2 separate regions of the Homo sapiens genome follow, and region 2 is linked to region 1. A link is an interaction called in ENCODE POLR2A ChIA-PET data of the cell type or tissue named here. Cell type or tissue: Panc1. All regions are shown on one strand. Each heading gives the region's core, and the rest is flanking DNA. Links, peaks and the distances in the headings are about the cores only.

Region 1 (5,919 bases), core at 1,999-4,498:
CAGCTGTTAAAAATGTTTAAGTTATTTTCTACTATTAATTTATACCTCTCAAATTATCTTTTTTATTGCTTTGTCTAATTTCTCTAGAACTATGTTGAATGTTGCCAGTGATAGTAAACATCCTATTATTTCTAACTTTAACATAAAGCCATAGAATCAGATAAAAAGTAGCTCATAAAAACCGAAAGCAAGTAATATGCTTGAGTGAGGTGACAGAAGCAGCAATATTAACGTCAGGAATTCATTTTGTTCAGACTGATATCTAGTTAGAAAATACATGAAAAAGTACCCATTCATAATAACAAAACTATAAAATACTATAAAATACAAAAAATTCAAAATACCACAAAACTATAAAATAATCCACGATCTTACTAAAAGTGTAAAGTACTATGTGAATAAAGCTCTAAAATATTGTTTTAGGACATTTTTTAAAAAACCTGAACTTGCCGGGTGTGGTGGCTCATGCCTGTAATCCATTTGCCAGCTGAGGTGGGTAGATCACCTGAGGTCAGGAGTTCAAGACCAGCCTGGCCAACATGGCGAAATGCTGCCTCTACTAAAAACACAAAAATTAGTCAGGTGTGGTGGCAGGCTCCTGTAATCCCAGCTATTTGGGAGGCTGAGGCAGGACAATTGCTTGAACCTGGGAGGCAGAAGTTGCAGTGAGCTGAGATCATGCCACTGCACTCTAGCCTGGGCGACAGAGCGAGACACTGTCTCAAAAAAAAAAAAAAAAGTCTGGGTGCAGTGGCTCACACCTGTAATCGCAGCACTTTGGGAGGCTGAGGCAGGTGGATCACCTGAGGTTGGGAGTTTAAGACCAGCCTGGCCAACATGGTGAAACCCCGTCTCTACTAAAAATACAAAAGTTAGCTAGCTGTGGTGGTGCACGCCTGTAATCCCAGCTACTTGGGAGGCTGAGGGAGGAGAATCACTTGAACCCAGGAGGCGGAGGTTGCAGTGAGCCAAGATCACGCCACTGCACTCCAGCCTGGGCAACAGACAAAGACTCTGTCTCAAAACAAACAAACAAACAAACAAAACACCTGAATTAAATGAAGGAACATACAATGTTCCTGGATAAGAGGAAATATTTTAAAGCTTTCAATCTCCTTCATTATCTATCAATGTGTCATAATAAAATCCCAAGTAAAATTTAAAAATTAAAAGGCTAATTCTAACAAAAAAGGAAAAAAAATAAAAAAACAAACAAGCAGAAAGGCTAATTCCAGATTTAGCTTGTAAAGTTACTGTGTCAGGAAAAATCTGAAAAGCAACGACAGACTTGTCCGACTAAATATCAGCATATGGTACAAAGCTACAGTAATTAATACAATTTGGCACTGGGACAGAAAATAAAGAAATCCCTGGAAGAGGCTAGAAAACCCAGAATCAATTCCAAATACAGAAATTCAGCACATGGTAAAAGTGGCATTCCAAAGCAATGAGGAATTAACATTTTTCAATAAATAATATTAAGGTAATGGCTATATTTTGGAGAAAATAATCAGATCCCTAATTTGCACCATCACACACAAAAATAAATTCTAAAGTAGCATTAAAAATAGAAGTGCTCTCACCACACAAGAAATGGTAATTTGGTAATATGACAGCTTAGCTTGATTGAATCTTTCTATAATACATACAGAGATTAAAACATCACATCACATTGTACCCCATAATATGGACAATTATTTGTTAATTAATAAATTTTAAAAATAGAAACCTAAAAGATAAAACTATAAAAGCATTGGAAGAAAATAAGATAATTTCAGGCCAGGTATGGTGGCTCACGCCTGTAATCCCATCGCTTTGGGAGGCCGAGGCGAGTGGACCACTTGAAGTCAAGAGTTCAAGACAAGCCTGGCCAACATGGTGAAACCCCCGTCTTTATTAAAAATACAAAATTAACCAGGCATGGTGGCATGCGCCTGTAATCCCAGCTACTTGGGAGGCTGAAGCAGGCGAATCCCTTGAACCCAGGACACAGAGGTTGCAGTGAGCTGAGATCGTGCCACTGCACTCCAGCCTGGGCAATGGAGCAAGACTCCAACTCAGAAAAAATTGAATAAATAAACTATAAACTAAGTTCTTCCCACAGTTAGTTCAGCCCACACCAGAATGAACAAGGACAGCTTGGACGGTAGAAGCAAGATGGCGTTGGTTAGGTCAGATCTCTTTCACTGTCTCAGTTATAATTTTGCAATGCTGGCCAGGCGGGGTGGCTCGCACCTGTAATCTCAGCACTTTGGGAGGCCGAGGGGGGCGGATCACAAGGTCAGGAGATCGAGACCATCCTGGCTAACACGGTGAAACCCCATCTCTACTAAAAATACAAAAAATTAGCCAGGCGTGGTGACACGTGCCTGTAGTCCCAGCTACACAGGAGGCTGAGGCAGAAGAATTGCTTGAACCTGGGAGGCGGAGGTTGCAGTGAGCCGAGATGGCACCACTGCACTCCTGCCTGGGCATCAGAGCAAGACTCCGTCTCAAAAAAAAAAAAAAATTGCAATAGTGGTTTCAATCTGAAAGCCATAAAGAAAATATAATAAATTTGATTTCATAAATGTTTACTTTCTGTACAACGGCAAAAAAAACACATAAACAAAATCGAGACACAAATAACAAGTGAGAGGAAAATATTTTCAATACATATGATAGGGAACACATTTTTATACTACATAGAAAGTCTCAGACTATCCAATGTTTTCAATTAAAAAACAAAAAAACCAAAAACATGGACAAAAGGGATGAAAGACTGCTCACAGAAAAAATATAACTGGTCAATAAATGTATGAAAGATGTAATAATTCATAACTAAATCACTGAAACCATTAGATAACATTTTTTGGGTAGATCGGGGGTGGCATGACTATGGTCAGTGAGCTAATTCTAGTCCATTGCCTGTTTTTGTGCAGACAGCAAGCTAAGAACGGTTTTGCATTTTTAAATGGTTGAAGAAAATAAAAATAAGATTACTATTTTGTAATATGTAGAAATCATATGAAATCCAGATTTCAAGGCCCATAAGTACAGTTTTATTGGAACAGTCACCCTTGCTTATTTACTTATTGGCTATGGCTGCTTTCATCCTACAAAGGCAGAGATGAGCAGCTGGGACAAAGATGGCCTGCGAAGCCTAAAATATTCATATCTGGCCCTTTACAGAAAAAGTTTGCAGACTCCTAGCTTCATGTGTCAAAGATTTTTAAAAAGTCCAATTCCACAAAGTTAGCCACCACTGGAAGTAGGGTAAATTGGTGCATTTTCTTCTGAGGGCAATCACAACTTGAACTGCTGAGATGCTCTGACACAGCGTTTAGGAATGTAACCTACAGATTCCTTTGCACATGTTCACGGGGATTTCCAAAGATATTCCTTGGTAAACCATCTGTTTTTTTTTTTTTTTTTTGACACGGAGTCTCACTCTGTCTCCCAGGCTGGAGTGCAGTGCGATCTCGGCTCACTGCAATCTCCGCCTCCAGGGTTCAAACGATTCTCCTGCCTCAGCCTCCCAAGTAGCTGGGACTACAGGGGCGTGCAACCACACCCGGCTAATTCTTTGTATTTTTAGTAGAGATGGGATTTCACCATATTAGCCAGGATGATCTTGATCTCTTAACCTTGTGATCTGCCCTCCTCGGCCTCCCAAAGTGCTGGGATTACAGGCATGAGACACTGTGCCCGGCCGGTTTTCTTTTTGTTTGTTTGTTTGTTTTGAGATGGAGTCTTGCTCTGTCAGCAGGCTGGAGTGCAGTGGCGCAATCTCCTCTCACTGCAACCTCCGCCTCCTGGGTTCAAGTGATTCTCCTGCCTCAGCCTCCTGAGTAGCTGGGACTACAGGTGCACGCCACCACACCCAGCTGATTTTTGTATTTTTAGTAGAGATGGGGTTTCACCATATTGGCCAGGACGGTCTCGATCTCTTGACCTCGTGATCCACCCACCTCGGCCTCCCAAAGTGCTGGGATTACAGGCATGAGCCACCGCGCCCGGCTATCAGAGGTATTAAATAAGACATATTTCTATGAGTAGGAGAATGGTAAACTAAGTAGTAAACATCTATACAACTTAAAAGCCATTAAAAAGAATTAGATCTCTAAGGAAAGGGTTGAACCCAGTTGTAATACCTAGTTTCATGCCTTTGAGGCACAGTATATATTGCTCCCTCTACCTGAGACATTTGCCCTGTCCTTGTCTGTGAATTCCTCATAGACAACTCACAAAAGGAGTGCACGTCAACTGACTCGTGAATCAACTGACAAGACTCAGTTTAACTATTGGTTCCTTTGTGAAGCCTACCTTGACTCCCTAACAGAAATGCCCACTCCCCTCCTTGTGCCCCCACAGTAATATGGATCTACCTCCATTATACACTTATTTCTATACTGCCTTTGTTTAGATGTCCATCTCCTCCACTAGACTCCAGAAGGGCAAGCACCATGGCTTGTTCTTTGCACTGCTAGTGAGAGGTGAAGCCGGCTGCTCTCCAGGTCTGGTGGGGACTTGGAGAACTTTTTTGTCTAGCTAAAGCATTGTAAACACCCAATCAGTGCTCTGTGCCTAAAGGTTTGTAAACACACCAATCAGCACTCTGTAAAAACGCACCAATCAGCACTCTGTGTCTAGCTAAAGGTTTGTAAACGCCGGATCAGCACTCTGTAAAAATGGACCAATCAGCAGCATGTGGGCAGGGCCAAATTAGGGAATAAAACCTGGCAACCGGAGCCAACAGCAGCTTGGGTACTCTTCCCTCCTGTGGGTAGTTTGATCTTTATAATCTTGCTGATGCTCAGTTTTTGTGTCTGCTCTATGTTTATGAGCTGTAACACTCACCGTAGAAGTCTGTGGTTTTACTCCTGAAATCAGCAAGACCACGCACCCATGGGGAGGAACAAACAATTCCAGACGTGCCGCTTTTAAGAGTTGTAACACTCCGTGCGAAGGTCTGGCTTCACTCCTGAAGTCAGCGAACCCACTGGGAGGAAAGAACAACTCTGGGCACGCCACCTTTAAGAGCTGTAACACTGAAGGTTTGCGGCTTCACGCCTTAAGTCAGGGAGACTACAAAACCGCAAGGGAGTAATGAACTCTGGTCGCGCCACATTTAAAAGCTGTTAACACTCACAGCGAAGGTCTGCAGCTTCACTCCTGAAATCAGCGAGACCACGAACCCACCAGAAGAAAGACACTCCGGACTCACAATCTTTTAGGAACTGTAACACTTACTTCGAGGGTCTAAGGCTTCATTCTTGAAGTTGGCAACACCAAGAGTGTACTGGAAGGAACCAATTCCGGACCCACCAGGACCCAGTACAACCCTTAACGATAGTAAATATTCAGGGATTTTTGCAGAGAAGCAGGGACAAGGGGACTTGGCAAGAGCTATGAAGACCTCTTGCCTCTCATCTGTGGGCAGCCTTAGAATTTTCCAGGTTGATTGCTGGGGACCAAATAGTTACAGTCTACTTGGCACCTAAACTAATCCCACCTTCAGGGAACCTTGTCATTCAGGAGCCAGGTCCTCCTCTAGGACTGAAGGTGGCAAAAATGTGTGCCCTTTGGCAACACTGCATGACACATGAAAGGGCCAACATGATTCAAACTCTTAGCTATGGAAGCCTGGGAGGATGGTAGGTTTGGATGGTCTATGGCCTTCTGATGCCTCTATCACTCCAACACAAGTGCCCTTAGTTGTTCAGTGTCCTATAAAAAAGGATGGAAAACTAGGACCACTTTCAAGGGGCTTATGCAAATACATAAAGTGCCTGAATTAAACTCTGAAGCAGTAACAGGGTAGAGAACATGGTATGTTTTCCTTTTTAAAGACGGAATGAAAACTAAAGCAAGGGCTACCAGATTGAGTTAATTCTTCGTGTTGAAACGGTACCAGTATCCAGTTAATGTGTCCAACAA
Region 2 (5,919 bases), core at 2,308-4,807, 210 kb before region 1:
AAAATCATATATATATTGAGGAGGGAAAAAAAAGGACAAATTACCTTTGAAGAATGACTGGTAGATTGACAGCTAAATTTTCATCAGGAAGAATAGAAAACAAAAAGCAATTGAATAATTTCTTTGATGTATGACAGAAAAAATTCTGCCAATATGGTATTCTTCACCCAGTAAAATTTAATTCAAGAATAAAGGTTGAATGGGCATTTTCATAAAGCAAAAATTCAACCTCAAGTTTTAAAATAAAATTAAAGAACACCAACACATTATGTGGTTGGGGTAGGCCAATGGAATTCAAGGATCTTAGGTCTATATAATCTGGAGGAAAAGTAACACTAAATTAAATTTAGGCTTAGAAATTTACACATTATGTAAAAGTAACACTAGATTAACACTAAATTAAATTTAGGCTTAGAAATTTACACGTTATGGAAAAGTAACACTAGATTAAATTTAGGCTTAGAAATGACACATTATGATTTCTAAGTTAATCAGTAAATGAAAAAAGAAATAGAGTATATAACTACAAATGAGTAGAGGTAAAAAATACAATAAAAATACTTATGCAAAATGAAAAGAATGAGAGAAAGAAAACAGAATGGTTGGGGCACACAGAAAGCACAAAACAAATTGGTAGATATAATCCAAATATGGGGGAAAGTACATGAAATGTAAATGGACTAAATACTCCAGTTAAAAGACATACTATGAAATGAGGGGCAAGGAAGTCCAAATACAGGCTGTTTACAAGTTATATATATAACATTATGAAACACATACACATATGTCAGTCATGAAAAGACTTTTAGAAATTATACCATGCAAATTCTAAACGAAATAAACAGACTTCAAGACAAAAACATGACTAGATACAGGGGTCATCACTTCATAATGATAAGAGTTTTAATATGCCATAAGGCAAATATACAATAAGGTAAATATTTTACTTTTATCTAAAGACTTACTCTTTTTTTTTTTTTTTTTTTTTTTTTAAGATGGAGTCTCACTCTGTTACCCAGGCTGGAGTGCCATGGCACGATCTTGGCTCACCGCAACCTCCGCCTCCTGGGTTTAAGTGATTCTCTTGCCTCAGCCTCCCAAGTAGCTGGGATTACAGGCATGCACCATCACACCTGGTTAATTTTTGTATTTTTAGTAGAGACAGTGTTTCCCCATGTTGGTCAGGCTGGTCTTGAACTCCTGACCGCAGGTGATCCACCCACCTTGGCCTCCCAAAGTGCTGGGATTACAGGTGTGAGCCACCACGCCTGGCCTAAAGACTTATTATTTAGAAAAAAGATTTATAGGGAGCAAAAATTGAACAGAACCAGAAGAAAAAACCAGCAAATCCACAATCATAGCGAAAGTTTTTAATACACTTCTCTCAGCACTTGATAGAATAAGTAGACTGATTAAAAAACAGTAAGAATGTAAGATTTGAAGGACATAGTTAAGAAAAGTAACCTAATGAATATACATATATAGAGACACTGCACCCAATGATTGTGAAATATACTCTTTTAACCACAAATTAATATTTTTAAAAATTGGCATATACTAAGCCATAACGTACATCTCAAAATTTCAAAAGGTATAATCATACAGACTATGTTCTCTAGTCACAATGCAATCAAAGTAGAAAACCATAACAAAAAGATAGCTAAAAGCTCCTATACCACTGAGAATTAACAAATATACTTCTAACCAACATTTGGATCAATGAAGAAATCAAAATAAAAAATATTTTAGGCCGGGCACGGTGGCTCATGCCTGTAATCCCAGCACTTTGGGAGGCCGAGGCAGGCAGATCACCTGAGGTCAGGAGTTCAAGACCAGCCTGGCCAACATGGCGAAACCCCGTTGCTACTAAAAATGCAAAATTAGCTGGGTATGGTGGCACATGCCTGTAATCCCAGCTACTTGGGAGGCTGAGGCAGGAGAATCGCTTGAACCTGGGAGACAGAGGTTGCAGTGAGCCAAGATCACGCCACTACACTCCAGCCTGGGTGACAGAGTGAGACTCTGTCTCAAAATAAAAAAATTAAAAAATAAAAAATAATATTTTAAAGTAAATAATGACAAATATATATTATAATGTGTGGGATTCACCTAAAGCAGTACTTAGAGAGAAATGGATAGCATTAAATGTAGTAACATAGGAAATAATATATAATATCTTTTTGGTAGGTAAGAATTTCATATGACTAACCACAGAGGAAAGATGAAAGAGAATTTATTAAAATTAAAAGCTTTGATTTATCAAAAAAAGCAATCTTAAACAGATTATACAGAGAGAGAAGTACAGACCACACAGTGGAAGAAGATATTTACAAGCCACATAATCAAGGACAAGTGTCCAGAATGTATTACGAAGAATTCCTAGGAATCAATATAAGAAGATAATTCTATAGACAACTAGGCAAGACGTGTTAGACACTACACAAGAGGAAATTCAAATGGCTAATAAACACACAAAATTATGCTAAATTTCAATCAGGGATATTTGAATTAAAACTTCAGTGTCCACACACACATATATCAGAAATTTAAAATACCAAGTGTTGGTGAGGATGTAAAGCAACAGGACTCTCATATACGGCTGGTGGAAAAGTAAAAGATACAGTCACTTTGAGAAAGTTTGGCATATGTAAAATTGTTAAAGGTATACATATTTTATAACCCAGCAATTATACTCCTAAAAATGTGCCTAGACAAGATTTTTAACCTGTGTATCAGGAGAGAGTTCATGATTCTTCATAGTGGCATTATTTCTAACAACCCAAATTGCAAAAATCCAAATATCCCACAGCACTGGAATGGATTTTTAAATATGGTATTTTCATGTAACTGCATGCTAAATAGTAAAGAAATATACCTCAATTACACACATTAGCATGAATGGATCTCACAAATGATTGAGCAAAAGAAGCCACATATAATGTATACAGTATAATGTCATTTGTTTACATTTAGAATCAGATAAAACTAAACTGTATATTATTTAGGGATACATATGGAGAAAGCAAAATTATAAAAAGAAGTAACTGAAGGATGTTTACAAAAGTCATAAGTCATTACCTCTATGAGGGATGAAAGAAATTAATAAGTAATAATCTGGTATGGAAGGATTCTAAGCCAATGGCAATTTTCTAGTTCCCAGTTTGAGCTGTGGTTACACAGATGTTCACTTTATAGTCATTCTTTAAACTGTACACATCTATCTCTTCTGAATGTATGGTATTTCTCACAACGCACGAATGAACAAAAAAGCAGAGACTCAGACATAAAATTAAGGGGAGGGGGTGGGATGGGTTTCAGGTAAAGCATACCAGGATTTTGAAAGCAATAGTAATGTTATATTCCTAAAACAGGATGGTGGTTTGCAGATATTTGTTGCATTAATATTCTAAATATCCTACACATATTTATAACTAGTTGAATCCTTTCGATACGTAATTTTAAAAGTAGAGAAAAAAATGCAGTCAAGAAACATCATAAACAGTAGAAAAGTATTATATTAACTCATTACATTATATTAGATACAACATTGTGAACCAGACTGGAAATCTTCATACCACTGTTAACATGAGTAAATGAACTCAGAAGTTTTAATAATTTGACCACACAATGTTTTAGAACATTTCTTATAAACCACAAGTGACCTACATGCTTGAGAATGAAATCAGCTCTGGATGAGACCCTTAGCAAAGTACCGCCACTGTGCCCTCCTCTGAGGCTGGAGAGAAGGTGTGACTGGCTGGTGGGATTCAGGTCCCAGGCTATACCTTCCTTGGCACAAGAGGTCCTGGTTCCTGAATGGAGCCCCCCATTTTTCCTCCTAACCTTCATGAACATTTAGAACTAGTAAGCAGCTCACACTGCTCCCTCCACGGCCTGGCAATAGTCACTGTGCAAAGTGACTTGATCTGCAATCTGAGTAACAGCCCAGTCTGCCAAAATCAGATTAATTTCATTTTATTCTGCAAAAAAAAAAAAAAAAGTACTATTCTCTTACCTTTGTCTTCCAAGTTTCTCAGCTTATGTTTCAAGCTAGTACTTTCTGTTAGTGATTCTTGGTTCACAATCTTAAAAACAAAACAGACCACAAATTACGTCCTTTATGGCAAAGCAAGAAACAAGTGGTGTACTCGTCAGAAGGAATAGCCAATGTGTTATGCAAATATGATATTAATTCTGGAAAATCAGATGAATAACCAACAATTAAATAGTACCTTAGGTTTTTCTTCATCTTCTGAGTGCTTCAAGGAAGAGAGCTCACTCAGTGAGTGAGGATCTTGAAGCTCTGAGCATTAGAGAGAAGTTTCAAGTGAATACACGCCAAGTAACAAAGCAATAAGAATTCACTATCATTCTAGATATTAAATCTCATCATCAAAAAAAAGGAACACAGTTCTAAGTGAAACAAAAATCTACTGACTGTGTCTTTCGGGACACGAATTCTTTTTTATTATACTTTTAAGTTTTAGGGTACATGTGCACAACGTGCAGGTTACGTATGTATACATGTGCCATGTTGGTGTGCTGCACCCATTAACTCGTCATTTAACATTAGATATATCTCTTAATGCTATCCCTCCCCCCTCCCCCCACCCCACAACAGGCCCCAGTGTGTGATGTTCCCTTTCCTGTGTCCATGTGTTCTCATTGTTCAATTCCCACCTATGAGTGAGAACATGTGGTGTTTTTCATCCTTGCGAGTTTGCTGAGAATGATGGTTTCCAGCTTCATCCATGTCCCTACAAAGGACATGAAATCATCATTTTTTATGGCTGCATAGTATTCCATGGTGTATATGTGCCACATTTTCTTAATCCAGTCTATCGTTGTTGGACATTTGGGTTGGTTCCAAGTCTTTGCTATTGTGAATAGTGCCACAATAAATATACCTGTGCATGTGTCTTTATAGCAGCATGTTTTATAATCCTTTGGGTATATACCCAGTAATGGGATGGCTGGGTCAAATGGTATTTCTAGTTCTAGATCCCTGAGGAATCACCACACTGACTTCCACAATGGTTGAACTAGTTTACACTCCCACCAACAGTGTAAAAGAAAAGTGTGCCTATTTCTCCACATCCTCTCCAGCATCTGTTGTTTCCTGACTTTTTAATGATCGCCATTCTAACTGGTGTGAGATGGTATCTCATTGCGGTTTTGATTTGCATTTCTCTGATGGCCAGTGATGGTGAGCATTTTTTCATGTGTCTGTTGGCTGCATAAATGTCTTCTTTTGAGAAGTGTCTGTTCATATCCTTTGCCCACTTTTGGATGGGGTTGTTTTTTTCTTGTAAATTTGTTTGAGTTCTTTGTAGATTCTGGATATTAGCCCTTTGTCAGATGAGTAGATGGCAAAAATTTTCTCCCATTCTGTAGGTTGCCTGTTCACTCTGATGGTGGTTTCTTTTGCTGTGCAGAAGCTCTTTAGTTTAATTAGATCCCATTTGTCAATTTTGGCTTTTGTTGCCATTGCTTTTGGTGTTTTAGACACGAAGTCCTTGCCCATGCCTGTGTCCTGAATGGTATTGCTGAGGTTTTCTTCTAGGGTTTTTATGGTTTTAAGTCTAACATTTAAGTCTTTAATCCATCTTGAATTAATGTTTGTTTAAGGTGTAAGGAAGGGATCCAGTTTCAGCTTTCTACATACGGCTAGACGATTTTCCCAGCACCACTTATTAAATAGGGAATCCTTTCCCCATTTCTTGTTTTTGTCAGGTTTGTCAAAGATGAATTCTTATTAGGTTTGTACATCTGTAGTTAAGATTAACAGCCAGTTACTTCAACTAGATCGGCACCTTAAGGAGCTGCCCATCTGGCCTCAAATAACACGGGCAGGGATTCTTCCACCTCAATCTTGTGATTCTTCTCTCCCTTAGAAACCCCTCCCTTATTGCCTCTTAC

Evidence for each region. ChIA-PET counts read pairs that join two places held together with the same protein. Peaks named below come from ENCODE experiments on the same cell type or tissue, not always from the same donor. Only the 100,000 strongest peaks of a DNase experiment are listed, where the experiment ranks them.
Region 2: POLR2A ChIA-PET joins it to region 1 with 5 read pairs; 3 of 35 experiments call an interaction of 5 or more read pairs at or near these places.

What each region holds. Positions count from the first base shown.
Region 1 is chr6:10,732,337-10,738,255 of GRCh38, reverse strand. No RefSeq gene overlaps it. Among named protein-coding and RNA genes, the nearest start is that of TMEM14C, 12 kb to the right of the region's middle. In Panc1, for the core only: no CTCF peak of the experiment used is centred there; a DNase peak (open chromatin) is centred at 3,225; H3K4me3 peaks cover 730 bases; H3K27ac peaks cover 2,500 bases.
Region 2 is chr6:10,940,843-10,946,761 of GRCh38, reverse strand. SYCP2L (synaptonemal complex protein 2 like) reads right to left here. Exons shown (of 30, transcript NM_001040274.3): 22 at 4,233-4,303; 23 at 4,016-4,085. All of the region lies in intron 2 of LOC101928191 (a long non-coding RNA gene), which reads left to right. Among named protein-coding and RNA genes, the nearest start is that of SYCP2L, 57 kb to the right of the region's middle. In Panc1, for the core only: no CTCF peak of the experiment used is centred there; no DNase peak of the experiment used is centred there.